5 separate regions of the Homo sapiens genome follow, and regions 2, 3, 4 and 5 are each linked to region 1. The links are chromatin loops, found by intact Hi-C in ENCODE. Cell type or tissue: endothelial cell of umbilical vein. All regions are shown on one strand. Each heading gives the region's core, and the rest is flanking DNA. Links, peaks and the distances in the headings are about the cores only.

Region 1 (6,861 bases), core at 877-5,876:
GCTCAGGACCTCGCCTTCACCTGGCTGTTCATCTGCATCTTTCATCATATCCTTTGTTATAAAGCAGTGAACATAAGTGAGTGTTTCCCTGAGTTTTGTGAGCCATCAGGGCAAAATATCAAACCTCAGGAGAAAGTCGTGTAAACCTTCCATTTGTAGCCAAGTTGGACAAATGTTATGGGTAATGTGGATATCCAAGCCATGCCACTGGCATCTGAAGTGGAGGGGTTGGGGTGGGGGCCCAGTCTTGTGGGACTGAGCCTTCAACCTATGGGGTCTGCACTAACTGCAAGGTAGATAGTACCGTAACTGAATTGTAGGACACATAAGTGGCATCCAGAGAGAACTGATTGCTGTGGGAAAAATATATCCCACACATTTGGTGTCAGAAGTGAAGTGTTGAGAGTAGAGGAAACAGTGAGTTTTTCCTCATTAACATTAAATTGGAATTTTCAGCTTTCACCACAATATATAATATATGAAATTCCAAAGAGAATTGTCAAACCAAAATGTAGATTTTCAAAGGAGCTATCAGAGAACCAGTTGGGCAGTTCCAAACCCACTGAAGAATACAAAAGGGTCCAAATATTGGAGATGAGAACAATTTGTTAAGAGGGGTGTGTGTTTACATGTGTTGCTAGACTGAGTTTCACCTTCTCCAAGGGGAGCAATGGAGTGCTATCTTTTGCAAAAAGGGCTTCACTTGGCCAATTTGGAGAGTTTGAGATAAGTCTCCTGGAGCTTGAGAGAGGGTAAGACTGGCATCTGACAGGCTTACTGGAGCAGGAGGGGCAACTGGTGAGCTCTTTGGGCAGTAAAGTATTTCTGGTGGAGGAGATGAGGACCTCAGGAGAGAGCTAGCTGGGGGCCACCTTTAGCTCTGTCCAAGAAGGACTTTCTGGAAGTGTAATGAGCCTCTAACCAAAATAGAGAGTGGATAGTGGTTCCCTAAACCCAGGGGCTGAGCACTGGGCTAGAGAGCTGCAGTTGTTGCAGCCAGATGAGCCCCACAGGGGGTGACCCTGCAGAGCCACCAAAGCAACCCAAAGAGGGAAAATCACCTGCAGACATCTGCCCATCTTACAGTATCAGAGCTAGCATAAACTTCCCTGCATCCTTTGCCTTTCTAGTCTCTGACTCCATTCCCATGGCAACAGCAATGACAACTTATAAGTAGCATATAAGTGGGCAAGAGGATAGAAAAATTACCTGCCCCTCTTCCACGGGAAGCAGCTGGTCCACTTCAGGTGAGCCATTGAGATGGGATATTAAACCAAATGCAGTTTTATTTATGGTCTGGAATTGGATAGTCTATTTGACATATTGAGAGTATATCTAAGATTGAAGCCTCAAATTCAAGGGCCCAAATTTTCAGTCTTTCTCTTTTCACTTTCATTTCTGCTTTCAAAATAGCCAAGTCTTTCTTAAGCTCATCCCTTTTTAGTAAGACTTTGCTGGAAACACAAGGTAAAGCCCATGACTGACTTTCCAAACCCTTTCCCAAGCCATAGGCTGACTAGAAACATGGTTTGCCTTCCAGGTCTCCAGAGGACAGTTTTGCTAGATGTGCTGTGATGGCAGGACAATAGAAGTATACTTTTTTACCACCTGACATGCCTGTTCTTGATTCACAGTTGACTATGCTGCAAGCGCCAAGCAGTGACTTAGAAACCCAGTCTCTTTCCACCTTAGGGTTCCACCATCATTAACATACAGCTTTTGGAGCCACTAGGTTCATTTCTGCATGAATCTGATAGGAGAAAAAACAAGAAGCCTCTTGTATCAAGATTTGTTATGAGCCATGGCCCTGAAGTGCCATGTCATTTCCTCTTACATGTGCATTGTCCAGAACTCAGTTACGTGGTCATGCAAAACTGCAAGAGAAGCTGGGAAACACTATGTTTGTGCAACAGAAGAAAAAGAAACAGGCTTGGTAAACAGCTAGTCTGTTTCTGCCTCCAGGGCTCTATAGCTTCTAGGAGTGAGCTCATTGGCTATGTAGACTTCTAGAAAATTTATTCATAAGAAAAATAGTAAAAAAAAAATCCCACCACTGAAAAATTATAAAGGGACGATGCAAGACAAAAATAGTATTTTGATTATCTTTGATTTGTTGGAAGTATAATTTTCAGCGATCAAATGTGCAGCACTGGGTAGTATCAGTTCTGTTTAGTTTGGAAACATACTACTTGAAGTTCTCTGGGCTAATTTTTCTGACCTGAACTGACTGTTCTCAGATTCATTACACAATTGTCATCCTGGGACTTCCCTGCACCATCGTTTAGATAGTCCCTTTATCCCTCTCCTGTCATGTAGCATCTTTTACTTGGATGCAGAGGCTTCCTCTTTTTGTTGGTCCTCTTTCTGATGAAGTACATAATAGTGTTCTGAGAAATATGAACAGAATGCACATTTTTTGAGATCCCACATATTGGAAAATATCATTCTACATTCACAGTTGATTGATAGCTTGGCTGAGCTTGTAATTCTGGGTTGTAATTCATTTCTCCTTACAAGTTTGAAGGGACTTCTCCATTGTTTGAGTACCATCTTTTGAATGTGACCTGTTATTTCTACCTGGCTACTTTTAGGGTTGTCTTTTTATCCTCACGGTTCTGAAATTTCATGTTGTTATGTGTTGATGCAGATTTTCTATCATTCATTTTTGGGCACTCAGATGGCTGTCAACCTAGAAATTCAAAGCTTTCAATACTCACAAGTTTTCCTACATTATTTCTTGAAGATTTTTTCCCCTCTCTCTCTGATTTTTATTCTCTTTCTTGAAAACATAATAGTTAAACATTTTGACCCTGATTTGGTCGACTGATTTTTTTAAAATATTTTCTTTCTTATCTGCTATGTCTTTCTCTTTTTGTTCTAATTTTCTGGAAGAGTCTTCACTTTATCTTTTGTATTTCTATTAAATTTTTTTACTTCTGCTGAAAATATTTTTCTTATGAATTTCTTATTCTTTTATTTTTATAGCTCCCTGTTATTGCTTCAGAAGTAAAATATATTTCCCGCATTCCCTAGGATATTTATCTTATCATTTTTTTCTTCTGTTCCTACACTGTCTTTACTTCCTCTGAGTTCCTTTCATCTTGCTCTTGGCTCTGACTTTCAAATGAGATGCTTTCTTCACATGTCTAGTGGTCCCTGTCTACCTATTCAAATTTATAACCAATCAGTAGCTCTGTCTGGGTGGCAGAACATTTGAATTGGTGGGCCTCATTGTAGGGTGATTAAAACCCAGAAATCTCAGAGTATGTAGATCTTTTCCCTTTAGCCAATCAACTACTCCATAGAGAAATCCCCTAATATACTGCCCATTGGACCTAAGCCACACCTACTCACTTTCTGTATGTTAAGAGGGAGAAAGGCTAAGGTTTATCAATGCACATTATTTAGATGTTTACTTAAGTCCCCTTTTATCAATATCACATCTTAGCTTTCATTCTACTGTTCATTCAAGATTCTTTCAAGACCAGCTTGAATGAATATGCTTTAATAAAAACACAGATTGCACTACAAAACCAAATAGTGTTAAATTTATATTATGCAACAGAATTGTCTGCAAGCTAAGTAGAAAAGGACATCTCCCCTTTATAGATGATTTTTTGGGTTATAAAAATATTATGAAGTAGTAATGATATATTTGCATGCCATCATCTACATTTTTCTTTCATTAACTTTGTCAAATTCTATTTTCAAAGAGCTTCGTTTGTCCTTTGAGGACAAATTCAACTTGTCAGGAAGCCAGCTTCAGGCAATGTCTTTCCCAGTGGCCTGCTGTATTGGTCCACATGAGATATGAAACAGAGACATCTAAAGGACATTTTAGGAACTGGAACATTAATATTTACTCTCCATCCTTTATGACTGATTCCCTTGGAAATGAGGTCTGTAGTTTATTATGAAGCTGGAAAACCTCACTTTGTAAAATTAAATTCAAAGCCACAATCATATGCCTTTTCTAACAAGATTCAAGAGAAGGCTAGAATCACCAACAGTTTTAAATGAAGAGTTATTTTAACAAAAAATATCAGAATTCATCTATTTGCCCTAAAATTATTGGAAGGAAATTGACTTAGAGTAAGCTATTTCTAGTAGTGTCACATTTTGATTTTTATTATATTTGTCCATAGTGTTACGTATAATATAGGTACCTAGTAAATAAAAATAAATAAGCAAGTTATTAAATGAACAATTAATTGATTAAAATCTGAATAAATGTAACTCAGGCATTTTTCTGACTGATTCCTCTTTAAATAGTAATTCCCAATACTCATCTTTTGGCTTGATCAGGCTTAGAGGAGTTATGACAGAATTATATGTGCAAATCTTAAATGTTAACATACACAATAATGGCATTTTTACCAGAAGCATTATTTTCCCAAATGGATAAGAAGTAATAATGAAATTTAAATCTTCTTTTCTAACAAAGGAATTGAGATAATATCTTCTTGTTCGACAGACTCTGAGTTGTTAAAAGCTTTGGTCTAAGCCATCTAATTGCCATAAAAAATTACTTTTCCTGGAAAGCTGGGGTCTAGTTCCAAGGCCACAGGAATGTCAGCTTCTTTAATGCAAAGTTTAAAAATAAATACAAGAAACAATTGCAAACCATATGACAGATTTTTTAAGGCATGTATACTTCAACTACTTCTGTGAATATTAATTTTTCCTTATGCCTTTTAAGTTCATAAGTACATGCTCGTCACTATCATACAAGACAGAGAAACAGAAAGAAAGAAACGGAAGAAGAAATATTCCAGATCTCTGTGTTGCCCACCATTCTGGGTGGTAAAATCTTAATTATGACAACACAAGTCCACGTGATAGAGGAACATATTAGAGGTCAGAGGTGCTTTGAAAACCAGCCAGTTTCACTATTCTTTTAAATTAAAGTAAGTTCAATTAATTCATGAAGCTATAATGTAAATTCAACCATCTAAGATTTCAACTAGCAAAGATGAGGAGAAAATCCCAAAATGACCACTAACATCTTGTTCAGAACTGGTCTGTTTTGAGACGGCTACATTTTCACCATGCTCTCAGGTGGCCTTTCCTCTGTGCACTCACAGAAAGAGAGAGAGCTCTGGTGTCCCTCTCTCTTCTTATAAAGACATCAATCCTACTGGATTAGTGCCCATACCTATGATCTAATTTAATCTTAATTACTCTCTTAAAAGCCCTATTTCCAAATACATACTGAGTCAGGGCTTCAACATATGAATTTTGTGGGGTTGCATTTCAGTCCATAACAAATATATAGGAGGCACGGGCTCAAACCTACAAGTACTTTTCTTCTTCTACTCCAGAAACAACTCCTTGAATTCCTCCTCTAGAATTGCTGCCCAGATGGTTTGGTAGACCATTAGAAATGTTAATATCCTAGTCCCAGAATTTTATATTATTCTCTGGGTTTCTAAATTATCTTACACTTGTATCAAATATAATTACATATTTTAAAGAACTTCTTAAATTCTGACCAAATTTATCCCAAACTTTTAAATGGATAGGACAAATTTTATGATTAAAAATTATTTTGAAAAATTTTACCTATTAATACTAATATTAATTTTTAAAATGTTATCTGTTAATAAAACAGAACTTCTTCTACTTAATATTAACCTAGAACTCCTAGTTCTATATAAACTTGAAATCAATAAAACTGCATTTCCTTTAAAATGTATTGTAACTCAGAATGTACACTATTTTAAGGTGACTCTTCCTAATCATTAATTTTCTTACATAATTTGTTTTGTGTGCTTTTTAAAACTATGATTGCCTATTCTGAATTAGAAACTCTTGAAAGATGTGTGATGGCCTATTTAACTCACTCTGCGTACTAACTAATAGAATTGTAGCTTAATATATGTTGTATCTAACAATTAAAGTTAATACAAGAGATTAAAGTGAGTAAGTCATCTAATTAGACATCCAATCTGTCCCCAATCTTACTAACATTTGTTTTCTTCATGTCCCTCACATCTACTCTTTAGCATTCTTCTTTCACATCTATGATCAAGGCCCCCATTAGTTAGACAAGGTTTTATGCCAGATCCTCTGGCATGAACCCCAAGCCATCCTGCACACATGGATCAAATCTAAATCTATATTGTATAATCTTTCTTCCCCTATGTCATTACACTACATGGCAATCTTCATTGGCTCCTCATGGCCTATAGGATAAATTCATGCTCTTGAGTCTGGCATCTGTCGTTCTCAATTGTTTGATTTCTCAGTTCACCTTCTTAACTTTATCCACATACCCACAGCTAAGAGTCCCCTAACCCCCTTCTTTCTGGCTGAGTCTACATATTTCATTGTCCCCCAAAACAAATTGTAATGGTAACTCAGGTGGTTCTTGAATTAAAAAACATTGTGGATCCAACAGATTGAGAGCAGTGCCTAAAAATTAACAGGATGTCAGCCCTTCTTCCTTCTCAGGTATCTATAAATATCCCAGATTTTTTAGTTCAAAGAAGGGAAGAAGTATGGAATTGCCTTATCAATCAGTAATTTCAGATGCCACCTGCATCCTGGCTTCCCTCTGCTTCAGATGTTGTGTTTACTATCTCTCTTGATTATCTTTTTAATCACTCCTTTCTGCCATGTTGAACCATTCCAAACCATCCCACCATGCCATTGGTCAAACACATTGCCTACCTTCTGTGTGGGCTCCCCACAGTTGGGACCGACCTGCTACACAGTGACGAATAACCCTGTGGTATCAGATGCCTTCATGACAGCTCCTCGGAGCTCCTCAGTGTCTCCCACCTCTGTGTCTCAGACTGGGAAAAACTCCTAGACCCCCAAGCATTCAATTTTTTACTAAGGCTAGCAAAGAAAAAAAAA
Region 2 (5,000 bases), core at 1-5,000, 750 kb before region 1:
ATCTAGTAACAAGTGTGACATAGTTATTTCTTACTTCTTTTGTCACTTGGCTTCCCAGCCACCACACTCTGTGATTTCTCCTGCTCTATGGCTGCTTCTTTTAAATCTCTATTCCTCATTATCTTTCCAACATCTAATGTTGGAGTGACCTAGGATTCAGTCCATGCATGTCTACTCTGCTCCCCAATTGAACACAGCCTAGTTGCTTTAAATACCTGCTATTAACTATCAATCTTCATATCTACATCTCCAGCCCATCTCTCTTCCTTAAACTCTTGTATCCTGCTTAACACCTTAATCTTTGTTCCTGATAAGCCCTTAAAAAAGCTGTTCTTCCTACAGTCTTCCCCATCTACGTTTATATTAATTTCAACCTTTTAGTTGCTTTGGGGAAAAAAATAGCCACCCTTGAGTCGCCTCTTTCACATCCCCTTTCCAGTCCATCAGAAAATCTTACTGGCTCCACTTCCAAAATATATGCCACCAGTTCTCACCACCTGCATTGCTACTACCCTGTGCAAAACCCTTCTTACCTCTTCTAGGTTTTGGCAACAGCTTCCTCCTAGCATCTTTGTTTCTTCTGTCACTTCTCATTTAGTCCATTCGTATCCACTACATCCAAAGTGACTGTTTTAAAATGAAAGTCTCATTATGTGTCTCCTAAAACTCTTCCAGTAACCCCCAATGTTGTTAGTTTTTTTTTTGTTGTTGTTGTTGTTGTTTGTTTGTTTTCAGAATAAAAACCTACATTTTTACGGTGGCCTCTAAGGCACCATACAGTCAACCCCTTTGATCCTTTGATCCTTCTCCACCGCTTTCTCTCACACTTACCTCACTCTGCTCCACACTGACTTCTGCCCCCCATGGACCTCTTGCTGTTTCTTGGGACTTTTTAGTGGCTCTATGCCCTATCTTAAATGCCTTCCCCCTTATAGGTCACTCACTCACCTCCTCTAAGTCTTTGCCTAAATGTCACTTTCTCAGTAAGGCCTTTCTTAAACACCCTCTTTAAAATTGCAATCTCTTGCCCGCTGGAACCCTTCTCTCTTAAAGTTTTTTATAGCCTCTATCATCATGTAGCATGCAATATGTCACTTACATTATTTGACAGGACTCCTTACCAGAATGTAAGCTCCAGGAGGACTAGCACGTTGTTTCTATTCCATTAACATTTGTTGAATGCATGGTATAAGTTGAGTCATTTAGTTGGTTGTTTTAAAGAGTCAAACAGCAGAAAGCTGTTGGATCTTGGAAATAGTTAATGAAGACTATGAAAAGTAACACTATTTCTGTTAATAATTGTTGAGTGATACAAGGATTAAATAGTGAAATTATTTTGGAATTCACATTATCACATTGAAGGTTCTGAGAAAGTCTGTAGGATGGCTGGCAAAGTTTTTCTGTAAAGAGCCAGAAAGTAAATAATTCTAGCATTGTGGGCCATATGATCTCATCACCACTCAACTTGGCTACTATAGGGCAAAATAAGCCATAGACAATATGCAAATCAGGCCAGGCATGGTGGCTCACACCTATAATCCCAGAATTTTGGGAGGCTGAGGTGGGTGGATCACCTGAGATCAGGAGTTTGAGACCAGCCTGGTCAACATGGTGAAAAACTCTCTCTACTAAAAAATACAAAAAATTAGCCAGGCATGGTTGCAGGCACCTCTAATCCCAGCTACTAAGGAGACTGAGGCAGGATAATTGCTTGAACCAGTAAGTGGGAGGTTGCAGTGAGCCAAGATCACGCCATTGCACTCCAGCCTGGGCAACAAGAGCGAAACTCCGTCTCAAAAAATAAAATAAAATAAAATAAAATAAAATAAAATAAAATAAAAATAACATAAAATAAACAAAAAATGGACATGGCTGACTTTTAATAAAAATGTATTTACAAAAATAAAAAAATGTATGACCTGGGGTTAGCCTGCAAGTCATAGTTTGCAAACCCTAATCTATAGTGTCTAAATTAATTTTATTTAAAATAGCTTTTTTTTCATTATGGGAACATACAAAATTATCTGAAACCCTCATTTGCATTTTTTAAATAAGTGTTCCCCAGGACATAGATTAAGAAATACTGACCTAGTCCAACCCCATCATTTGCTATGAGGGACTTGGGGTCATTCACATACCCTTTGGCAGGAGAAGAGAGACTAAATTCCATGTTCTCTGACTCCCAGTCAAATGTTCTTTTAATTTATATGCTGCTGCTCCACCATTGCTGTCTAATGGCTTCTGCAGTGAACTGAAGATTGTAGATTTTTAAATATTGGAATATTTCCAGCACCATACTTTTATTTTCTGTTCATATATTTTTACACACTTGTAATTACAAATTTATTTTAAACTCATTGCAGAAGAAACTCTGATGCACTAATCTTTTGAAGTTTTTAATGCTTTTTTAGCATTAAAAAGATTGAGAGAATTTTTTAACTACTATCTTTAGAAGCACTTCTGTTTCTTTTTAAAAGAAAAAGTGAGAAGAAATAATATCCAATTTTTATTTCCTCAATGCATGTTAAACTACATAGACTTTTAATGTCCCTTAAATTTTAGACACGATCAAATTATGAAATACAAACAGCAGTACAAGCAACAAAGGTAGACACACATATACATATACAAAGGTCCACCTGCTTGGCCAACCAGACATTGATCTATGTTACTATCTATGTTGCAATGTCTGTGTTATTTGGTGGTCTTCATAAATTACAGTCGTCAAATCTTTTAGCTAGCCTTATTCTGTTGTAGTATGTGTAGGTACAAACTTAGATTTTCTTGCCTTTCAATCATCCTTACATTTTCTTCATTATTTTCTCTTCACTGAGGCTCTCATCTTTTTTGAATGTCTAACTCTTGCATTCCAGATTCTACTACTCACGAAAGATTGGCTGGCCTCCCAGTATACCAGTCTAGTAAGTCTGCACATAATGGCATGAAATCAAAAGACATAAATTCAATTGAAAGCTCACTTAGGTGAGTCATTTAGTGTTTTCAATGCCTGCATTTCATTGTCAGCCAAATGAGAATAATTACTTTGTATACACCTTGTACTTCAAAGTAAATTCTACCATTATCTCACCAGGGAAAAGAAGTTAATATTAAAATTTCCACTGTCAATTTCTGTGACTAAAAAGTGTCACATGTACTTATGAATATTAGAGAGATGGTTAAGACGATAATTGTGGTACACTGAGCTTTTCAACAGTTATATTTCTGCTGTGTACAAACAACAGAAACAAACAACAATCTAGTTAAATTTGATCGTGAAGCTTTTTCAATTGTTTGAACCAAATTTCATCCCTATCCAATAGCCTCTCTCCTTCTCTGTCATTTCTATAGTCTTTGCAATCTATGTTGACTTATCTTAATTTTTTCGTGAAATCACTGATTCTCTGATAATCTTTCAAACAAAGCATACTTTTTTCTTTCTGGAATGCTCCTATAGGTGAGCTCCTGAAATCATCATTAGGATAAGTTCTCTGGTCTGACACTGCAAAGTAAGATGGATACTGAAAATATTGAGACTCATCATCCCTTTTGGAAATAAATATCTGAATTTAACTTCTTGTTAACAAGAAGTTGTTAGTATGATGTCCAATCAACAGAAAAACGATTAAAGGTGACTACGTTAGTTCTAACCTTCAATGAAACATCAAATTAAAGACAATTAACAAATTCTTATTTCACTTTTTAGATCCACTTTTCCAACTCTGTAATTCACTCAGCTATTTGGCATAGCACTCTTCCAAACATTCACTCTTTATTTACCATTCTCCTCCTCCCTGAACCACAACTGCAACGTCTTTTGTTTCCAGTCCACTTTTTCTTCAGCCTTTATTTTATCATTCTCCCAATTCTGCATCACAGAATGTCAGATAGAGTGAAACTCTCCTTAGAGGCTAAGTAAGGGTGAGAAATTGAAGTCTCAAGGATAAAATTATCTTTATCAAGTGGGTCGGAAAATAACAGTGTGAGCACATTAATAGATTAATATGTTTTGTTGCCATTGATAAACTGTAAATATATGAGTGTCCCAGATTACCAAATCAGAGACCACATCAAGTCAAAAAAGGGAGCCATATGAATGGAATAAATTATAGGTTTCATATTCTTATTACCTCTTTCCTCATTTTGGAGCCTTCCAACACAGCTTTATTTTCATCATCTTCCTGTATTTTACCTCATTTATACCTAATACCTCAGAAATTATTAATTTAACTTATTCTATATAGTAAGAAAGATTCAAGACCTCATTCTTCCTTGCCTCCAGGAGCCTGAAGAGGTAGGCCACATACTGTGACTATTGGAAAAAGCCCCAATCTTCTCAACCATCTCCCTTTTTCTCTGACTTTCTTACAGTTTGTGATTTAATTCCTTCCACATTATAGGCAGCAGGAGAGGCATGGAAAAGGTGAGCCCTTGGTTTTTGGAGAAGGGCTGGTTATGTGTCTGCCTCCCTGGGCTGTCATCTGACCTTGGTGTATTTCACTAGCAGTCTGGCTCTTGCACGGGCAGGGAGGTAAGACACTGAAATCACCTCAAAAGCTGTGTCCCTTCTCTGCCTAAATTTTGAGAAATCCATTCTTAGTCTGTTTTTCAGACTTCTGTGTGGAGAATGCACTCTCAAGGAGCCATTTATTGCTAGGGCTATCATTGGGGTAAAATGCAGGGATGAGGGAGTTTGACTAGGTGAAACAAAGGAGGCCATTAAACTGCCTTCAGTGCCAGCACCTAGGCCACTTGAGTATGGGCAAAAGTAGTTGTTCACCCAGTTTAACTTGGCTCACAAGAAGACTGAACTGGGGATTTGTGTAAAGCCCTTCTCATACTCCTGTTTCCTTTCCCACTCTGCTCTATCGTCTGTGCTTGAACTATCTTAGGCATCTTGAGGAGACTGGAGTTTAGAGTTGGAGAGCCATTTAACAAATCATCTTTAGATTTTTTGACATGACTTTAAATTGTTTGGAAATTCTGAAATCAAATTATGAATG
Region 3 (6,861 bases), core at 909-5,908, 480 kb before region 1:
TCAAAAGACTTCATGGAAGCTTTTTGTACCAAGTCTGCTGACTGTGGGAATAGTTTCTCAAGGTGTCACTCTTGAGTTGGTTCTTCCTTTTTATGAATCTTAGTGGTCCTAAGTAACTTGGGTGCTTAAGGCACTAGGTGATCAGCCTTTATGCATGCCCACCAGATTATGCAAGCTTTCCTGTATGTTCTTCTCAAGGGATTTCCAGTAAGAATATTTCATGTCATGAGTGATAGTGATAACTTCCAACACTCCCATAAGATGTTTGTCACCTAAGATGCCTCTCAGCTGGAGGAACAGTGGCTCTTATATTTAGGACTTATTTTGACCTCACAGAGAGTCTTTTATAATTTTGGTCACTCAGGAAGAAAGTTTAGACTTGTCAATTGAATTCGGCTCCAGAATTTGGCCAGTTTTAAAGATTTACAAACTATGCTTAACCCACAAAGACTCATTTCCTTTTTTCAAAGAGAAACTGATTTCTCCTTGATTAAAATTTTGAATGAGAGAAAAAGTTATAGAAACATCAACAAGTAATTCAAAATGAAACTTTAACCTTAGAGAAAGTGAAGTTAAGATGAAAGTCACAAATCTTGATCAGTAGAATCTCTAGAGAATAACAAATGAAACACTTCTGCTTAGCAATACAGCTTCAATTCCAACACTGTTGAGGAAGTGTGTATAGCTGAAATAATGTCCAACTTCAATCACACCAGGAAGTTCAGATCCCAAAAGGGGCCTTCCTTTACACTTTCATCATGATTCCCCAAGAAACATCCTATCAGAACATCTATTCCAATTTCAAATTACCTTTACAGAAAATTTTCTTTGCATTAGTATTCATTTCAAAGTTGTTAGCCTTCCAGAAAATGTTTTCCAGACACCAAATTGAAATCTCTAGTGGTTTGTTAATAGTTATTTCCTCTTGTCCCAGCACATTAAGAAAGAACAACTAATCATCAATCTCATCTTAAGATAGTAAATGACTGACTAGTAATAAATGCACGGTTATTCTGCTTAAATCTTACATATATATATATATGCATACATATATGCATATATATTTGTATTTGTTATTCAAACCTTCAATATTATCAACTGCCTTCAAAAATCTTCCCCCTATAACCATCAAACATTGCTCTTACATTTAGAAAAGGAAATGACAAAGAAAAGATAATACTAAATGAAACCTGTGTAGGGAGGAATAAACAAACTCAGTTTCTCCCATTATACTCTCAAAACACTCTTCTGACACCAGATTCATGGGAATTTCTCCCCAATAGCAAACAAGCACTCAATTCTGCAGTGGACATCAGCTGGGTGTCTTCTAATTAAATACAGTTTTGACATGATCTACCTGGAGACAGTATCAGATCCTGCAGTTTGAGAGTTCGGTCCCACAAGACTGCCCCCATCCATTTCCTAGGCCCAATGCAGGCCCCAGGTTGTTTTACCTATACTTCTGACTGGCCAGCAATAGATCGTGATTCCCATGATCCCCTCCTTGGGATTATTAATTTGGTAGAGTGACACATAGAACTCAGGGAAACACTTATGTTTACTGGTTTATTACAAAGGATGTTACAAAGGATACAGATGAAGGAAAATATAGGGCAAGGCATGTGAGAAGAGGCATGTAGCATCCATGCCTTCTCTGGGCGAACCACCCACAGGAACCTCCACGTGTTCAGCTATCTGGAAGCTCTCTGAACTCAGTCCTTTTAGATTTTTATGAAAGTCTCATTATGTGGACATGATTGATTAAATACTTAGCTATTGATAATTAGCTCAATCTTGAGGCCCTCTTCTCTCCCTAGAGATTCAGGGATGGAGCAGAAAGTTTCAACCCTCTAATTATGTCTTGGTCTTTCCTGTGACTAACTCCCATCCTGCAGCTACCTAGGGGCTGCCACCCATCAGTTAACTCACTGGCACACAAAAAGACATCACTTTGGAGATTCCAAAGATTTTAAGAGTTGCATAATGGGGACAGACCAAATACATTATTTTACAATATCACAACACCTTAGAATATTAGACTTCATCATTAATGAACATTAGGATCTATTTTCCTAATTGTGACACTAATTATCATTGACTGAAAAATGACACAGAAACTATTATAAGAACATAACATTTAAAAGACTCTTTTCCAACATTACCTTCAATGGCTGAAATCATAGAATCTTGGAACTGGAAGGCACCTTAAAATTACACAACTCAATGTTTTATTGTTTGAATTACATGGACAAAGTGATTCTGTCAGTTTTTTCCAAGCTGACACAAAGAAAAGTGACAACCAGAAAGGAATGTCACACAAATAGCTTATTTTTGGAGAAGAGCTATCATGCCCTGGATAATCCTTTTAATGTTTGTCCCTGTCCAAGAGCAGAGAGAAAAAATTCAAACAAAAATTCACATTAGCTTGTGTTACTGTCAGAAGGATACCTTTATCCATCGATGCTTTAACCCTACTTGAAACTCAGAGTATTTGTATGGAATTTGCTTTTCTTTTTCCTCTTTGAAATAACAGGTCTCAAAGCAACAGCAGAAGAAAACCAAGGTGGGAACTGCAGAGAACATAGAAGATCATAGCACACACATTTTTGCTCATGCCTCATGGGCTTTTACAAATATTGCCTTGAAAGGTGCCTAAAAAAGCTTGAGAAATGAGAGAAACCATTTCAATTTTAAAGACATCAGGGAAGATTCCACATGCATTTCTAGCTTGCATTTTATAACTTACTTGATGATGATGATGATGATGAACTGAGTGCTTACTTTCTGCCAGACACCATCCCAAGTACTTTCCATTATTAACCCATTTGTGCTCCTAACACTTGTATCAGATAAATGATACATTTATTACCATTTTACAGAGAAGGAAACTTAAGCACAGGAAGGTTAGGAGCTTGTTTAGATTAAGTGATTCAAATGCTAGCTTACATAGACATTTTTTTCTGCAACATTTTTCTAATGTAAGCAGATAGCATATCTCTTCTGAGAAATTCTGTAACAGTGATATCATTGGTTTGATTCACTGGCTATTTATTTCTTTTTTTTTTTCCGTTGTTAAGTACCCATTTTGTAATCAAACAGCAGTTATTCTATGGACCAGAGACTTCAGCTAGTCTCTTCTCTCTCTAAGCAGACAGATATTTGCCTAAAATTAATTTCTTTTTAAAATAAACTTTATCTAAAACAATTTTAGATTTGTAGAAAAATTGCAAGGATTATACAGTGAGTTTCTACATACACTACACCCAGTTTCTCCTATTATTTACATATTAATACTAGTATAGTACATTTGATACAGTTAATGAACTGATACTGATATGTCATTACTAAAGTCTACACTTTATTCCAGCTTCTTTGTTACCTAATGTTCCGTTTATGTTCCAGCATTCCATCTATGATATCACATTGCATTTAATTATTATGTCTCCTTAGTCTATACTTGGTTAATAGTTTCAGGAAATTTGTTTTTGTTTTTGTTCATTCTTTGAGGACTTCTACATCAACAGTCATGTTATCTGTAAAGAAAGTTTTATTTATTCTTTCCCAATCTATATGCCTTTTATTTCCTTTCTTTGTCTTAATGACCTAGCTAGGAATTCCAGTATAATGATGTCTAAAAATGGTTATGGACATTCTTACTTCATTCCTAATCTTAGGAGGAAAATGTCAAGTTTCTCACCATTAAGTATTATATCAGTTGCAAATAATTTGTAGGCAATATTTGTCAAGTTAAGGATGCCAATCATATCAAGTTGATTGATGGTGCTTTTCAGGTTAACTGTAACCTCATTTTCGGCCTTCTTGATCTATCATTACTGAAAGAGGGGATGTTTATGTCTTCACTTATAATAGCAAAAATTGTTTTCCTTCGCAGTTGTATTAGTTTTTGCCTCACATATTTTTATTCGCTGTTGTTAGGTGCAAAAACATTTATAATTGTTATGGCTACTTGGAGAACCCACTCTTTTATGTAGTGCGCCTCTTTATCCATGAGCATTTTTTCTTGTTTTGAAGCCACTTTGTCTGAAATTAACATGGTTGTTCCAGCTCTCTTTTGATTAGTTTTAGCATAACATATCTTTCTCCACCCTTCATGTTTTTTTTTGAGATAAAATTTACATAGCATAAAATTAGCAATTTTAAAGTTATTTAAAGCAATTTAGTGGCATTTAGTCTATCAACAATGTTGTGCAACCAACACCTTTGTCTCATCCCTAAACATTTTCATAACCTAGAAGGAAACGCCATACCTAATATGCAGTTATTCCTCAATCATGTTTCCCTACAGCCTCTGGTAACCATGAATACGCTTTCTGTCTCTATGGATTTTCCTAGTCTGGACATTTCATATAAATGGAATCATAATATGTGGCCTCTTATGTCTGGCTTATTTCATTTAGCATAATGTTTTTGAGGTTCACCCTTGTTCTAATGTATATTTGTACTTTATTATTTGGATAGCTAAATAATATTTCATTATATCTATATACTTACAATTTGTTTATCCATTCATTCATTGATGGACAATAAAGTTGTTTCTACCTTTTGGCTAAGGTGAATAGTGGTGCTACACACTTTCACTATTAACCCGAATCTTTATATTTAACATAGGTCTCTTCTAGACAGCTGTTTTTAGGTGTTCTTTTTTTAATCCATTCTGACAATTTCCATCTTTTAATTGGTGAATTTAGACTATTCACATTTAAAGTGATTATTGATATATTTGGATTGTTTGTAACCATTTCTTATTCATTGCATTTGTTCCTTATTTCTTTTTCCCTCTTGTCTGCTTTATGGTTTTAATTAAGCATATGTTTATTATTTTATTTTAAATCCCATCTTATCCTATCAACTTCACATTTTTACAACAAATTTTTAGTGGTTGTCTAGAGTTCACAATATACATTTTTTAGTAATCTATGTCTACCCCCAAATTATGCTATACCATTTCGCACATAATGCAACTATCTTGTAACAGCAAATTTCCACTTCCTCAATCCTTTCCCTTAAGTCATTGCTCCCATTTATTTTAGTCATCCATCTCCTATAATCACCCATTACATTGTTATTATTTTTTGCTTTCAACCAACAGTCATCTTTTAGATCAATTATGAATAAGAAAAATAGAAGATTTTAGTTTACCTTTCTTTATTCTTTCTATGATGTTCTCTCTTTCTCGATGTACATCCAAATTTCTGATCTATATCTCTTTCCTTCTCCCTAAAGAATTTATTTTAGATATACAATCATGTCGTCTGCAAACAGGGACAATTTGACTTCCTCTTTTCCTAATTGAATACCCTTTATTTCATTCTCCTGCCTAAGTGCCCTGGCCAGAACTTCCAACACTATGTTGAATAGGAGTGGTGAGAGACGGCATCCCTGTCTTGTGCCAGTTTTCAAAGGGAATGCTTCCAGTTTTTGCCCATTCAGTATGATATTGGCTGTGGGTTTGTCATAGATAGCTCTTATTATTTTGAGATATGTCCCATCAATACCTAATTTATTGAGAGTTTTTAGCATGAAGAGTTGTTGAATTTTGTCAAAGGCCTTTTCTGCATCTATTGAGATAATCATGTGGTTTTTGTCTTTGGTTCTGTTTATATGCTGGATTACATTTATTGATTTGCGTATATTGAACCAGCCTTGCATCCCAGGGATGAAGCCCACTTGATCATGGTGGATAAGCTTTTTGATGTGCTGCTGGATTCAGTTTGCCAGTTTTTTATTGAGGATTTTTGCATCAATGTTCATCTAGGATATTGGTCTAAAATTCTCTTTTTTGGTTGTGTCTCTGCCCGGCTTTGGTATCAGAATGATGCTGGCCTCCTAAAATGAGTTAGGGAGGATTCCTTCTTTTTCTGTTGATTGGAATAGTTTCAGAAGGAATGGTACCAGTTCCTCCTTGTACCTCTGGTAGAATTCGGCTGTGAATCCATCTGGTCCTGGACTCCTTTTGGTTGGTAAGCTATTGATTATTGCCACAATTTCAGATCCTGTTATTGGTCTATTCAGAGATTCAACTTCTTCCTGGTTTAAAAAAAAAAAAGAACTTATTTTAAGATTTCCTGCAGGGCAAGTGTAATGGCAATAAATTCTCTCAGTGTTTGTATATTTCAGAAAGTATTTCTCCTTCAGTTTAAACAAATAATTTGGCTTAATATAAAATTCTAGGTTAGTGACTAATTTTTCAACACTTCAAAATTTCACTCCCCTGTCTTCTTACTTGCATAATTTCGGAAGAGATGTTCACTGCACTTCTAATCCTTATTTCTCTATGGATAAGTTCCTTTTTTCTCTCTCTCTTCTGGCTCCTTTGTTTTTAGCATTCTGCTATTTGAATATGATATGCTTAGGTGTAGATTTTTGGGTATTTATTCCATTTGGTGTTTTCTGAGCTTGCTGGATCTGGTGGTTTGTTATCTCTCATTAGTTTTGGTAAACTCCTGGCTATTATTACTTCAAATATTTCTTTTTCTCTGTTCCCTCTTTTTTTTCATGTTGTAGACCAACTATGCATGTTTGATAATTTTTGAGGTTGTCCCACATTTCTTGGCCATTTTGTTGTGGTATTATTATTATCATTTCTTTTGCATCTCTTTGCACTTGATTTTGGAAAGTTTCTATTTGCCTATCTTCAAGCTCACTGATTCTTTCCCTGGCTATTTCCAATATAATCATGAACTCATCAAAGTTATTCTTCACTTCTGTTCCAGTGTTTTTGATTTCTAGCATTTCTTTTTTATTTTTCTTAGTTTCCACTTCTCTGCTTATATTACCTATCTGTTCTTTGATGTTGTCTACTTTTTCAAAGTTCCCTTTTTGGGCTTCTCTTTCTTCATT
Region 4 (5,000 bases), core at 1-5,000, 780 kb before region 1:
GACATCGTCTTCAGCCAAGCAGTAGGTGCCTGTTGTTATTGTTAGTACAAAACAATGCCGGATTGTTAACATCCTATCCTTGATGATGAATAGAATTCTTATTGGGACAGCTTTATTTTTAAAAAGATCCTTAAAGTTTTGGTATCCCATGTTTCTTATTCACGATAAATATCAGCTGAATATCCTAAGCAAAGAGTTTATGAGACCTTAAGTATTTATTTCTGAAAAGAGATGGCCAAGTCTCTAACATGTAAATTCTGCTTCACAGGGCATGAAGTCCGTGAAGGAAGTGGTCATCATCTTTGTATTATGCTCTGGGATCTACATAAGTGTAAGGGAAGGGACTGTTGACTTGCACTCCAGGTGACAAGCTAGGACTTGGCAAAGGGGATCTGTTTGCAGTCGCTTATTTGTACAGCTCCCCCATGAATCCTGGGACAGGATTTCACAATTATCTCTTATTTTGTTTTTAAAATAAGTTTTCAGGGCAGTAAGGCTCGAATAGGAGGTTTGACAGGGCCACCTTCCTTGCCTACACCCAACATGATTCATAATGCCAAGGCCTGCCTCCATCACGGTGGGTGTGCTGGTGCCTTCCTTCTCCCCACCTGCCTCCATCCTCATGGCTGAGTTTTATAGACAGGACATATGGAGAGAAAGAAAAAGAAGACTTCTCTTTCTAAACATTCTAGGAAAAGGGAATATTTTAACCAAACTGTCGCTTTCCCCCACTATTTCATGAATGGTCCAGTGGCACATGAAGCTAACCAGGTGTCGGAAAATATGCTCTGCCTTATACATACATGTTTCGTCATTGTGTTCTTTTAATGACCCTGTGAAATGATTATTATCATCTCTATTTTACATGTACAAAAAATAGTAAGATTTGGAAGTGCTTAAGTGTTTATGAATTTACTGTTAGAAATGGTAGATATAAGATTTGAAGACCTATCAACCTTACTCCTGTCCATGTTCTTTTTCCCTTTGCACTTCTACCTTCCCCAAGACTTTTATACACAGCAATTCTAGATCAAAGACTGTCAACTTGTTTTACTATGCCTACCAAATAGTTGTAGTTTTGTTATACATACCTGATAATCGAATCTGTGATGCCTCAGAAGTCTTAAAATATTTCAAAATAAAACAAATACGTTTGCTAACTGCAGTAAATCTCATCAATATTTTTTTTTCAGCTTGCTGGATTGGTTTGTGGTTTTATCATCAAATTACAGACAAGTCTGTATGACCCAGGCTTCCTACAGCAGCTTCACACAGTGGGGTTGATAGTACAATATGAAGGACTGCTAAGTACATACAGTGAGTATTGCTTTAGTACAAGTTAAAATCACATTTCTATTCAGAAGGACATTTAATCCAGAAATTTTTCAAGAAAACATAAAAATAAGTAAACCTTTATTGTGCCAAGTATTACAAAAATAATATAACTTTCAGTTTTTTGCATTCACCTTGTAACTTACTTTTGCCTCCTATTATGCTTTGAAAATGGAATTATAGATTATTTCAGAGTGGACTCCTGAGCAGCCATCTGGCTTTTTTAATATAAAAGGCTCTGTGCCAACATAGTTGCAATGACTGGATTTTAAAGTCTCAACCCTGTAATGTCTAGAACTGCACTGTTCAATATAGTAGCCTTGTGTGACTTTTGGGTAATTGAAATGTGTCTAGTCCAAATCAATAAGTACTAGATATGCATACCAGATTTCAAAAACTAGTTTTAAAAGATATTTTATATTGATAATTAATAATTTCATATTAATTTACAATTGAAATGGTATTTTGGATATACTGGATTAAGTAAAATATATTATTAAAATTAATTCTACCTTTTTAATTTCACTCTTTTAAAAAATGACTACCAGGAAATTTAAAATTATATATGTGGCTCACATATTTCTGTTAGAGAGTGCTGATCTGGAATCTTAATGATCTCCCTGTCAGGCTTCATTTGTTAATGTATGGAGATGCAAAACTAGCATGAACCTGGGTCAGTGATGATAAATTCAGCTACCTCTGTTATTTCTAGACAACAGATATCAGTCCTGCCAGTAGAAAGAAAGGTGCACAAATCACAAAGGGGTTAAAACACTCTCTCCAGCCTCACAGCAAATGTCCACGTTCTTCCTTCCCTCAAAGGGTAGATTGACTTCTGAAGTCCATTGAAATGGTTCTCATTTCACTAAGAAACACCTTCAGCCTCTGAGGAAAAGTGTCTAGAGTAGGTTCACTGCATTCAGAAACTCATTCAATAAAATGCTAGAACAAATTCCAGCAGGGAGGCATAGTAGCTAGTGACATTTTCCTCAAATGTTTGTTTGTAGCTAAGTGCCTTTTCTATTGTTTAGGCGATGAAATTGGAATGCTAGAGGACATGGCCGTTGGCATTTCCGATTTAAAGAAAGTTGCATTTAAAATAATTGAAGCCAAATCCAATGATGTGTTGCCAGTTATAACAGGAAGACGGTAAGCAGTGCTCACTTCCTGAAGACCAGGCTTTGTTAGACATGTCGTGTTAACTCCTGTCAGAGGAGGCAAGGAGAATTCAGGTTTGATTTGGGAATATTTCTTTTGTTTTTTTTCTTTTCCTTTTTGGTAAGAAATACACATGGATGATATGATAGGGGACAATCTCAAAAAACTCCTGGAAGTCTCATGAATGTTTTAAATTGTAGTGAGTTGAGTATGGCAGTACTCTCCCACAAAATACAAGAAATTCAAAATAATAGCCTGCATGAGAACATTTTTCTCCTTATTACTATCTCATCCAAAGCTCTGGGTGTTTTTACTTTTGCGGGAGTTGTTCAGTTAATAGACTCATAATTCTTGAAATGACTTTAAATTAAATTCAGTTAAAAGCAGCAACATTTTAGAAAAGATATATTTCTGTGTCAGGGGAATATACCACCATTTTTCTTAATTATTTTTGACAATTCACTCTCAGACTATGAGATTTCCGAGAAGGGTTTTCAATAAATAGCTTCGAAGGTCAGTGTATGATAGGCAAAATGTCAGAAATAATTAAGAAAAATGATGGTGTGTAGAACAGACCTCCAATAGAAGAGGTACATCTTATAGTAAGTTGTCTCAATCAGAGGTCCAAACTATTCCGGTGTTAGTGCTTTTAATTGCTGCATGAGGATATTTAAAATTTGAAACATTCTGGGGTCATGTTCAAAACATATGAACATACAAAAGGGAGAGCCTTTTCATGCTAGAGAGAGATGCAAAACACACTGAGTATAAAGTTCAAAGTAAACTTGTTTTCCTGTTGATAGTAAACATATAATAATTATTTTAAATGTTATGAAGGATACCCAGAACCACATAGTTGACTGAAAGGTGACTTTCTTACTCACAAAAAAACCCACATCCTCAGAAACTAAATATTTACCTAGAATTAATGCTTAACTTGCCATTCATTTGGGAGAAAAAGAATAAAATTGCTCATACGCACACCTGAAAAACAGTACAATTCTATATTTCTCTCAAGTTTACTATCAAAAGTGAAACACTAACACTTATATCACAATGTTTAAGGGAAGCTTACCAGGCCATTTAGTGTAGGCAGAGTACAGCATGCTTTTTCTGAGGAAGTTCTTCAAACAGTATTGAAACTCAAAAGTGATCATGCAGGTAGGGGCATGGCTCCTAGAATGATGAAGTGAGCAGCTTAGCACACCCTCTCTCCAAAAGGAATATTACAACTGGAAATAACAATCCAAAACAACCATTTTAGGATAAACAGAATAAATTGGATGCACACCACAAATTCAGAAGTACTTATTTGTGAGAAACTAGTGAACATTGGGCAGCATCAGTAGAAGTCTGTGGCATTTTGCTGAGGGCTGCTCCCATCAACCCTGGCCCTGTGAACACAATTTCCTAGGGCAAGGCCATTAACACCAGCAGCTTCACTAACAGAGGGGGCTGACTTGACTTGGATTGGAGTAGGAAATAGCACAGTCCTGAAAGTTGTCAGAAATGGTGGTTTAGATTAACGAGTCTAACTTATAATCACATCGAAAAGAATAGGTATAAACTTAACAAAGTTAGTCTGAATGTTGTACACAGAAGACACAAAATATTGCTGAGAGAAATTAATAGGATCCACTAAATGGAGAGACAGCCTGTGTTCATGGATTAGAAGACTCAATATTGTTTAGTAATTCTCCATAATTGATCTATAGATTCATTGCAATCGCTATCTAAATCTCCGTAGTCTTTTTGCAGAAATTGGCAAGCCTAACCTAAAATTTATATGTAAATGCAAAGGACCCAGACATTTTGTAAAAGAAGAACAAAGTGGAAAAACTTACACTTTCTGACTTCACAAATTACTACAAAACTATAATAATCAAGACAATGTAGTATTAGCATAAGTATATAATGTAGATTAATAGAACAAAATTTACTGTCCAGAAATAAACTATTATCTTTAAAGTCAATTGATTTTAAACAAAGCTGCCAAGGTAATTCAATGGAGAATGGAGAATCTTTTCAAAAAATGATGCTGGGACAATTGGTTTATCTATATGGAAAGAGAAGAATTTACACATACACAAAAATTAGCTCACAATAGATTATAGATCTAAATGTAAGAGCTAAAACTGTGAAACTTCTAGAAGAAAACTCAGAAGGAAATATTTGTAAGTTGGGTTTAGGTAATGAGTTCTATATATATACATATATATACACACGTATATATACGTATATATGTATATATATATAGAACTCATATATACGTATATATGTATATATATGTGTATGTGTGTGTGTGTGTGTGTGTGTGTGTGTATATATACTTTAAGTTCTAGGCTACATGTGCACAATGTGCAGGTTTGTTACATGTGTATACATCTGCCATGTTGGTGTGCCGCACCCATAAACTCGTCATTTACATTAGGTATATCTCCTAATGCTATCCCTCTCCCTTCCCCCCACCCCACGACAGACTCCAATGTATGATGTACCCCATCCTGTGT
Region 5 (6,861 bases), core at 825-5,824, 340 kb before region 1:
GGCCACGCAGTCGGAGCAGACGGCTGGCCGTGCTGGCCCCGGGCAATGAGGGACTTAGCACCGGGGCCAGCGGCTGCAGAGGGTGTACTGGATCCCCCAGCAGTGCCAGCCCACCAGCGCTGTGCTCGATTTCTCGCCGGGCCTTAGCTGCCTTCCTGCAGGGCAGGGCTCGGGACCTGCAGCCTGCCATGCCTGAGCCTCCCACCCCCTCCATGGGCTCCTGTGAGGCCCGAGCCTCCCCGATGAGCACCGCCCCCTGCTCCACGGCGCCCAGTCCCATCGACCACCCAAGGGCTGAGGAGTGTAGGCGCACGGAGCAGGACTGGCAGGCAGCTCCACCTGCAGCCCCAGTGTGGGATCCACTGGGTGAAGCCAGCTGAGCTCCTGAGTCTGGTGGGGCCTTGGAGAAGCTTTATGTCTAGCTCAGGGATTGTAAATACACCAATCGGCACTCTGTATCTAGCTCAAGGTTTGTAAACACACCAATCAGCACCCTGTGTCTAGCTCAGTGTTTGTGAATGCACCAATCGACACTATCTAGCTACTCTGGTGGGGCCTTGGAGAACCTTTATGTCTAGCTCAGGGATTGTAAATACACCAATCGGCACTCTGTATCTAGCTCAAGGTTTGTAAATACACCAATCAGCACCCTGTGCCTAGCTCAGGGTTTGTGAATGCACCAATCAACACTGTATCTAGCTATTCTGGTGGGGCCTTGGAGAACCTTTGTGTGGACACTGCATCTAGCTAATCTGGTGGGGACGTGGAGAACCTTTGTCTCTAGCTCAGGGATTGTAAACGCACCAATCAGCGCCCTGTCAAAACAGACCACTCAGCTCTACCAATCAGCAGGATGTGGGTGGGGCCAGATAAGAGAATAAAAGCAGGCTGCCGGAGCCAGCAGTGGCAACCTGCTCAGGTCCCCTTCCACACTGTGGAAGCTTTGTTCTTTTGCTCTTTGCAATTAATCTTGTTACTGCTCACTCTTTGGGTCCACACTGCTTTTATGAGCTGTAACACTCACCGCGAAGGTCTGCAGCTTCACTCCTGAAGCCAGTGAGCCCATGAGCCCACCGGGAGGAACGAACAACTCCAGATGCGCCACCTTAAGAGCTGTAACACTCACCGCGAAGGTCTGTAGCTTCACTCCTGAGCCAGCGAGACCACGAACCCACCAGAAGGAAGAAACTCCGAACACATCCGAACATCAGAAGGAACAAACTCCAGATGCGCCACCTTAAGAGCTGTAACACTCACCGCGAGGGTCCGCGGCTTCATTCTTGAAGTCAGTGAGACCAAGAACCCATCAATTCCGGACACAGTGGGGCCACTAGTTGAAACTGTAAACAAGACAGGACTGATCTGAGGGAAAGTTAACTCAGTGTTGTACATGTTAAGTTTGGGAGGCTGGTGGGATATCAACAAAAGGACTCTGGCAGACAGATGAATATGTAAATTAGAAGCTCAAGAGATGGCAGAACTAGAGATATATAATGCAATGGTCTAAAACCATGAGTTCCAAAGAGATCAAGCCAAAAGAGCATATAAAGAGAAAATTCCACTGAGAAAAGGAAAGAACAACAATCTTTAACCTTTCTATAGATAGTGGCTTCAGTGAAAGGCTTCTAATTGCTTCAGGTTATTGGTCACAGCTAACATACAGCAATTATAGCACTCTTGTATACTCTGATAGCACACTTTCTTGAATGTAAGATTTTTTTCAACTTGAACATTTCTGGAATTGGATCACGTTTTTAAAGCGATCTCCTCCCTCATCCCCAGAGAAGCTGTTATTTAACACATTATTGCCTCTTGAAAATTTTGAAAATGCTTCAGGTAGTGGTCTCTAAGAATGAGACTCTGAGACTGGTTTATGTACACAAGGTATACTGGAAAAAGTTTTCAGGGTCACTACATGTCAGGGAAGGGAGGATACGTAAATTGGTCAGAGGGTGGAGAAGTAAGGTCACTATTCTGTCACTAGGCAGACTTTGTGGAACTCTGAAGCTAGGATGATCCTTCAGGGGGTGCACTAGACCAGGGCCTTTGTAAACAACCCTACTCCACTCCTATTAAAGAAACGCTGGGTGTAAGCTGCCCTTAGGGAGTGGCTGTGATCTTGCACAAAAAGAACTTGTCCCAGAGAGAACTGTCGTCTTGACAAGTAGCAAGCAGCACTCCCAACAACTGGGATAACAAATTCTTCATCTCTGAAAGGATCTAGGGACACAGAACGGTATCCACTAGAAATGATATTTAAGAATGAAATGAATATGGCATTTTTTTCTCAATATGATTAGATCTTAACATGATCATGAGGTATTAAACAAACTTGCTCTATCACAACTCATTTCAAATTCACTTTAGTAAAAGGCTGGGTTATTTAGAATTCTGTCCTGTTTGGAATAAAGAGGAGAAACACAATTATTGCAAAAATTTTTTAAAAATAAAATAAAATTTAAAAAGGCATTCACTGCAAAATTCCTAGGGTTTTAATGAAAAATAATTTGCCAATGAAAGAGTAAAACAATTCGGGTAAGTGCTAATTTACTGAGCACTTACAAGTCAGAAGCAGCTTTACCATGGAATTAATGGAGTTGAGGCTTCAGAGCTCCTCACCTGCACTGCCTATATTGAGGAAGTAATAGCCTCAGGCCTTTAGTGGAGGTGTGGAGAGTGGTCCTAGCCTGTCCTCACCTTCTACCTCCTAAAAATCATCCTGAGTTTGCAGCAGATGCTGTCAGCAGGCAGGCTGCCAGCATTTCCTTAAATCTATCTACACTTCAATGACAACCTAACCCCAGTGGACTTCAGGGAGATTTTGGACCTTACCTGTGACCCTAATAATGTAAAAGCAAAGCTTTGTCACCACTATCTCCCAGGCTCTTGGCTACTTTCTACTTCCTCCCCTCATCTCTCACAGAAAGACCTGCCCTGCTTACAAGGATGAAGATGGGGAATCAAGAGGAGGCTGCCAGGATGGAGCCACTGCCAAGGCACTGGCCTGTCTGAGACCATGCCAAGTGAGACCCAAAACCTGAACTTCTCTAAGGCTTCCTTCCAAACAATGAACTTCCTGGGCAAAAAGCCAGGGAGGAAGTCAGAATGTGGCATTTCCAGTAATATGTTATGAATTAAGTAAATAAATACTTCCTAAACCAGCAACAATAAAAAATTAATAAATTTCAATCCCCTTTGCTAAAGAATGAATTTTCTTTCTATTCTCTTTATAGAAAATATTTAAAATTATTATTTGAAAAAGGAAATCTGAGTGTATGCATCTAAAAATGTGTAGAAAATAAAGTATTATAATGAACCAGGAAATTACTAGTAACAATAATATTTGATGATAACTGGGGTATTTTTCAGACCTTTGTTGCCTATAATTTCCCACTCTACAGACATACCTTTAAAATGTTCTAATTAGCTAATTTTGAATTCATAGTTTGAAATTCATTTTCTTAAAGAGAGCTCAGACACTGTAAAAGCTTGAGGCCCTACGAACCTGGATTCTCTCTTGCCTATGATGTGTTAGGCACTTTGCCAAGCACTAAATTTGACGCTCACAATAACCGTATGAGGTAGGCACTGTCATTACCACACTCCACAGACAAGAAAGCTGAGAATGACGAATTTAAGGAACTCGTCAAAGGTGACTCACAGAGGAGTAGGCAGTGTCAGGATTTGAACATGTGGTCTCACTTCTGGGCTCATGCTCTTTAAATTCTGGACGATAATGAAATAGGAAATTTATTATTTTGATGCACCTTGATATGCAGCCTTTCATTTATGATTCAATATTTACTGTGTCCCTCCCACCTTTTATTTATTTATTTATTTATTTATTTATTTATTTATTTATTTTTGAGATGAACTCTTGCTCTTGTTGCCCAGGCTGGAGTGCAATGGCATGATCTCGGCTTACTGCAACCACTGCCTATGGGGCTCAAGCGATTCTCCTCCCTCAGCCTCCTGAGTAGCTGGGATTATAGGTGACCACCACCATGCCTGGCTAATTTTTTTATTTTTAGCAGAGACGGGGTTTCGCCATGTTGGCCAGGCTGGTCTCGAACACCTGACCTTGTAATCTGCCCGTCTCGACCTCTCAAAATGCTGGGATTATAGACGTGAGCCACTGCGCCCAGCCTACTGTGCCCCTTTTTGATTAGGGGGATGTGCTAGGTTCTAAATAATATCAAACAGGTTTAAGAGAGTTCCTGCCCCTACAAATCATAAAGACTAATGAGGCGACCCCAATGGCTGTAACAGTAAGAATAACAAAATACAAAGATATTTTTAAATGTTATGAAGAAATGAAGGAGAAATAATGAATTAAACATTCTGATCTGCCAAGTGGAAGATTGTGATTAATGGTATATAAACATCTGATAAATCTTTTCATTCATGGAACATTAGGAAGCTAATGCAATAATATTCTAAAATTTCAACTCAATAGATATATTTGTAGCTATAAATTTCTGAAGTTTAATTTCAGATTTACCAATTAACAGATGTTTTCTGAGTACCTATGATGTCACTGGCATTCTGAAGAGCACTTGGTGATTGAATCAAGAAATAAATTTGTATCTCGGAAAAAATAGCAGAGATTTTATAATCTACCTTTTTTTCCATGAGGGAGCTGAGGCCAAAAAATGCATGGCATATATTCCAAAAGTCATCTCTTTCAGGAAGTTTTTCCTTAAATGACCACAGTCAGATATCATTTTACCTCTTTCTAAACACAGCTTAGGGTTTGTTGCTCTTTTATGACTCTTGTTCTTTAGTTGTGTACTTGTTTCATACATACTGAGATCATGAGCTTTTCAACCTTTTCAAAAAATTATCAATTACATCTTTAACATCTAAAAACTATGCACCCTCTCCTCAGAAAAATGCATATAAGCACATATCCAAACTTTAGATAAAATCCTCTGAAGTTAAAACATTGAATTCTCTAGGGGGGTCCTAGGACCTCAAATAGAGACTCTCTCTTTTGGAATACTGACTCTATTAAGTGATTGTCTATGTATCTCCTATAGTGTATAACATCGCAACGTACATGACAGAAGTTTAATAAATGTCCATTGATTTGAATCATCGAATGACTAAGTAGTAGCCAAGAGGAAATACAAATCAGCCTTGTAATTCCCTACTTGGTTTTGACTTACACTATTTCATGACCTCTTTGTTAAAGAAAAAAAAAAAAGACATAATCACTGCCACTGTAAGCTCAGTTTTATAGAGGAGATACAATAAATATTAAACTACAAACTCAGTATACTACTTGGTTATGACTCTACATGCAATAAAAATTCATGTTTAGGTGAGGACAGCATCTGTAACATAGAAGACACTCAATATTTGTTGAGTTATTGTGAATAAATGAAAAAATAAATAATAAATAATACTGAATCAACACTGCTGCAAATGGAGAAGGCCTTGGAATGGGTGGTAATTGAGGTTAGTTTTGAAGAGTGGATAAAGTTTGAATAGAAAGAAGGAGGATATTCCAAGCTAATATAGACCTAGCATAAATAATAATAGCAAGTATGAGAAAACCTAAGAGGTGCCACTGAATGAAAAGTATTGAAGGAAGTCAAAGGAAATACATGTGGATAGGCAGGTTGAAGCCAGATTGCATGTGTCCTTCAAAGCCAAACGGAGGAATCTGATATGATTTGCTCGGCAATGGGATATCACTTTAGATTCTTAGACAGTGATGCTGCCTAACAATTATACTTGACAGGGATTAGTCAGTAATTAAATACATAACTGAAGAGAAAAAAAATTTACACATCACTTTTTAACATCAGCTAGTATAAAAACTCAGACCAGTCGTTTACCTATTAGATAAACTAAGATCCTAATCTGATAAATAGCCCTTCTACTTGAATAAATTCATTTACAATTCCTGGTCATCAGTGGTCAATCTTTTAACAGAAAAAAAAGACTACTGAGTACTGAAGAGTGAGAATTTATAGTTGATTACATGCTAAACTTCTGTGTTAATTTTTAGCTGTCTGGGTACAGGCTGGGTCGTAATTAGTTGAGGTCATAGCATGAAATCTCCCAGCTTCTCCAACACATATCCCCAACAGGGTCTTTCACCTGCATTGTAGCACTCTCTGTTACTGTTGCTTCCATAAGTGTATTTTTGGCGAAGAAAACCCTGCTATGTATCAAGTATTCATATTGTGTCTACATTTCAGCCTGTCTACTAAAGCTAGTTATTAATCTCTCTACAAATCCATTCGCAATATGTTTGGGTTATAAATCCCTTTAGAATCCTTGCTGTAGATAAAAGTAGATGTGAGCAATGCCATTTTTCCCCAGAACATCTGTACTGCTCTCTCCCCGACCTAAAGCTCTTTTCTGTATCTTTAACATCATCTCCATCTTCAAATAACTGTTATTCTAATAATAATGTGAAATTACACTTGAGAATGTTTTCCTAATATATGGACAAGATAAAAGTGAGCCAAAAGTTATTACATGACTTGTTCCAGGTTCGCACAGTGCAGTTACTATAACAAACAAGAGGAGAAACAGTCCACTATTGTTTTTTTTTCTTTTTTCTTTTTTTTTTTTTTAGAGACGGAATCTCACTCTGTCACCCAGGCTGGAGTGCAGTGGCGCGATCTCGGCTCACTGCAACCCCCGCCTCCCAGGGTCAAGCAATTTTCCTGCCTCAGCCTTCCGAGTATCTGGGACTACAGGTGCACACCGCCATGCCAGGCTAATTTTTTGTATTTTAGTAGAGACAGGGTTTCACCGTGTTGCGCAGGCGGGTCTCAAACTCCTGAGTTCAGGCAATCCACCCACCTTGCCCTTCCAAAGTGCTAGGATTACAGGCATGAGCCA

What was found. A loop is a pair of places that touch in the nucleus more often than their neighbours do. Peaks named below come from ENCODE experiments on the same cell type or tissue, not always from the same donor. Only the 100,000 strongest peaks of a DNase experiment are listed, where the experiment ranks them.
Region 2: it touches region 1 in a loop (4-fold over the local background); 10 of 110 quality-filtered maps call a loop at or near these places.
Region 3: a loop joins it to region 1, with 6 times the contacts of the local background. A loop is called at or near these places in 2 of 110 quality-filtered maps.
Region 4: it touches region 1 in a loop (6-fold over the local background); 5 of 110 quality-filtered maps call a loop at or near these places.
Region 5: a loop joins it to region 1, with 2.7 times the contacts of the local background. A loop is called at or near these places in 2 of 110 quality-filtered maps.

The regions. Positions count from the first base shown.
Region 1 is chr4:141,343,310-141,350,170 of GRCh38, reverse strand. No RefSeq gene overlaps it. Among named protein-coding and RNA genes, the nearest start is that of LINC02432, 14 kb to the right of the region's middle. In endothelial cell of umbilical vein, for the core only: a CTCF peak has its summit at 3,804; DNase peaks (open chromatin) are centred at 1,830 and 3,810; H3K27ac peaks cover 428 bases.
Region 2 is chr4:142,094,067-142,099,066 of GRCh38, reverse strand. All of the region lies in intron 23 of INPP4B (inositol polyphosphate-4-phosphatase type II B), which reads left to right. Among named protein-coding and RNA genes, the nearest start is that of IL15, 460 kb to the right of the region's middle. In endothelial cell of umbilical vein, for the core only: no CTCF peak of the experiment used is centred there; a DNase peak (open chromatin) is centred at 2,926; H3K27ac peaks cover 1,453 bases.
Region 3 is chr4:141,822,608-141,829,468 of GRCh38, reverse strand. No RefSeq gene overlaps it. Among named protein-coding and RNA genes, the nearest start is that of IL15, 190 kb to the right of the region's middle. In endothelial cell of umbilical vein, for the core only: no CTCF peak of the experiment used is centred there; DNase peaks (open chromatin) are centred at 2,938 and 3,648; H3K27ac peaks cover 1,962 bases.
Region 4 is chr4:142,119,609-142,124,608 of GRCh38, reverse strand. INPP4B (inositol polyphosphate-4-phosphatase type II B) reads left to right here. Exons shown (of 26, transcript NM_001101669.3): 19 at 1-21; 20 at 1,194-1,317; 21 at 2,364-2,481. Among named protein-coding and RNA genes, the nearest start is that of IL15, 490 kb to the right of the region's middle. In endothelial cell of umbilical vein, for the core only: no CTCF peak of the experiment used is centred there; a DNase peak (open chromatin) is centred at 2,418; H3K27ac peaks cover 1,492 bases.
Region 5 is chr4:141,683,301-141,690,161 of GRCh38, reverse strand. The region is part of intron 2 of IL15 (interleukin 15); the gene reads right to left. Among named protein-coding and RNA genes, the nearest start is that of IL15, 50 kb to the right of the region's middle. In endothelial cell of umbilical vein, for the core only: no CTCF peak of the experiment used is centred there; DNase peaks (open chromatin) are centred at 3,061 and 3,561; H3K27ac peaks cover 504 bases.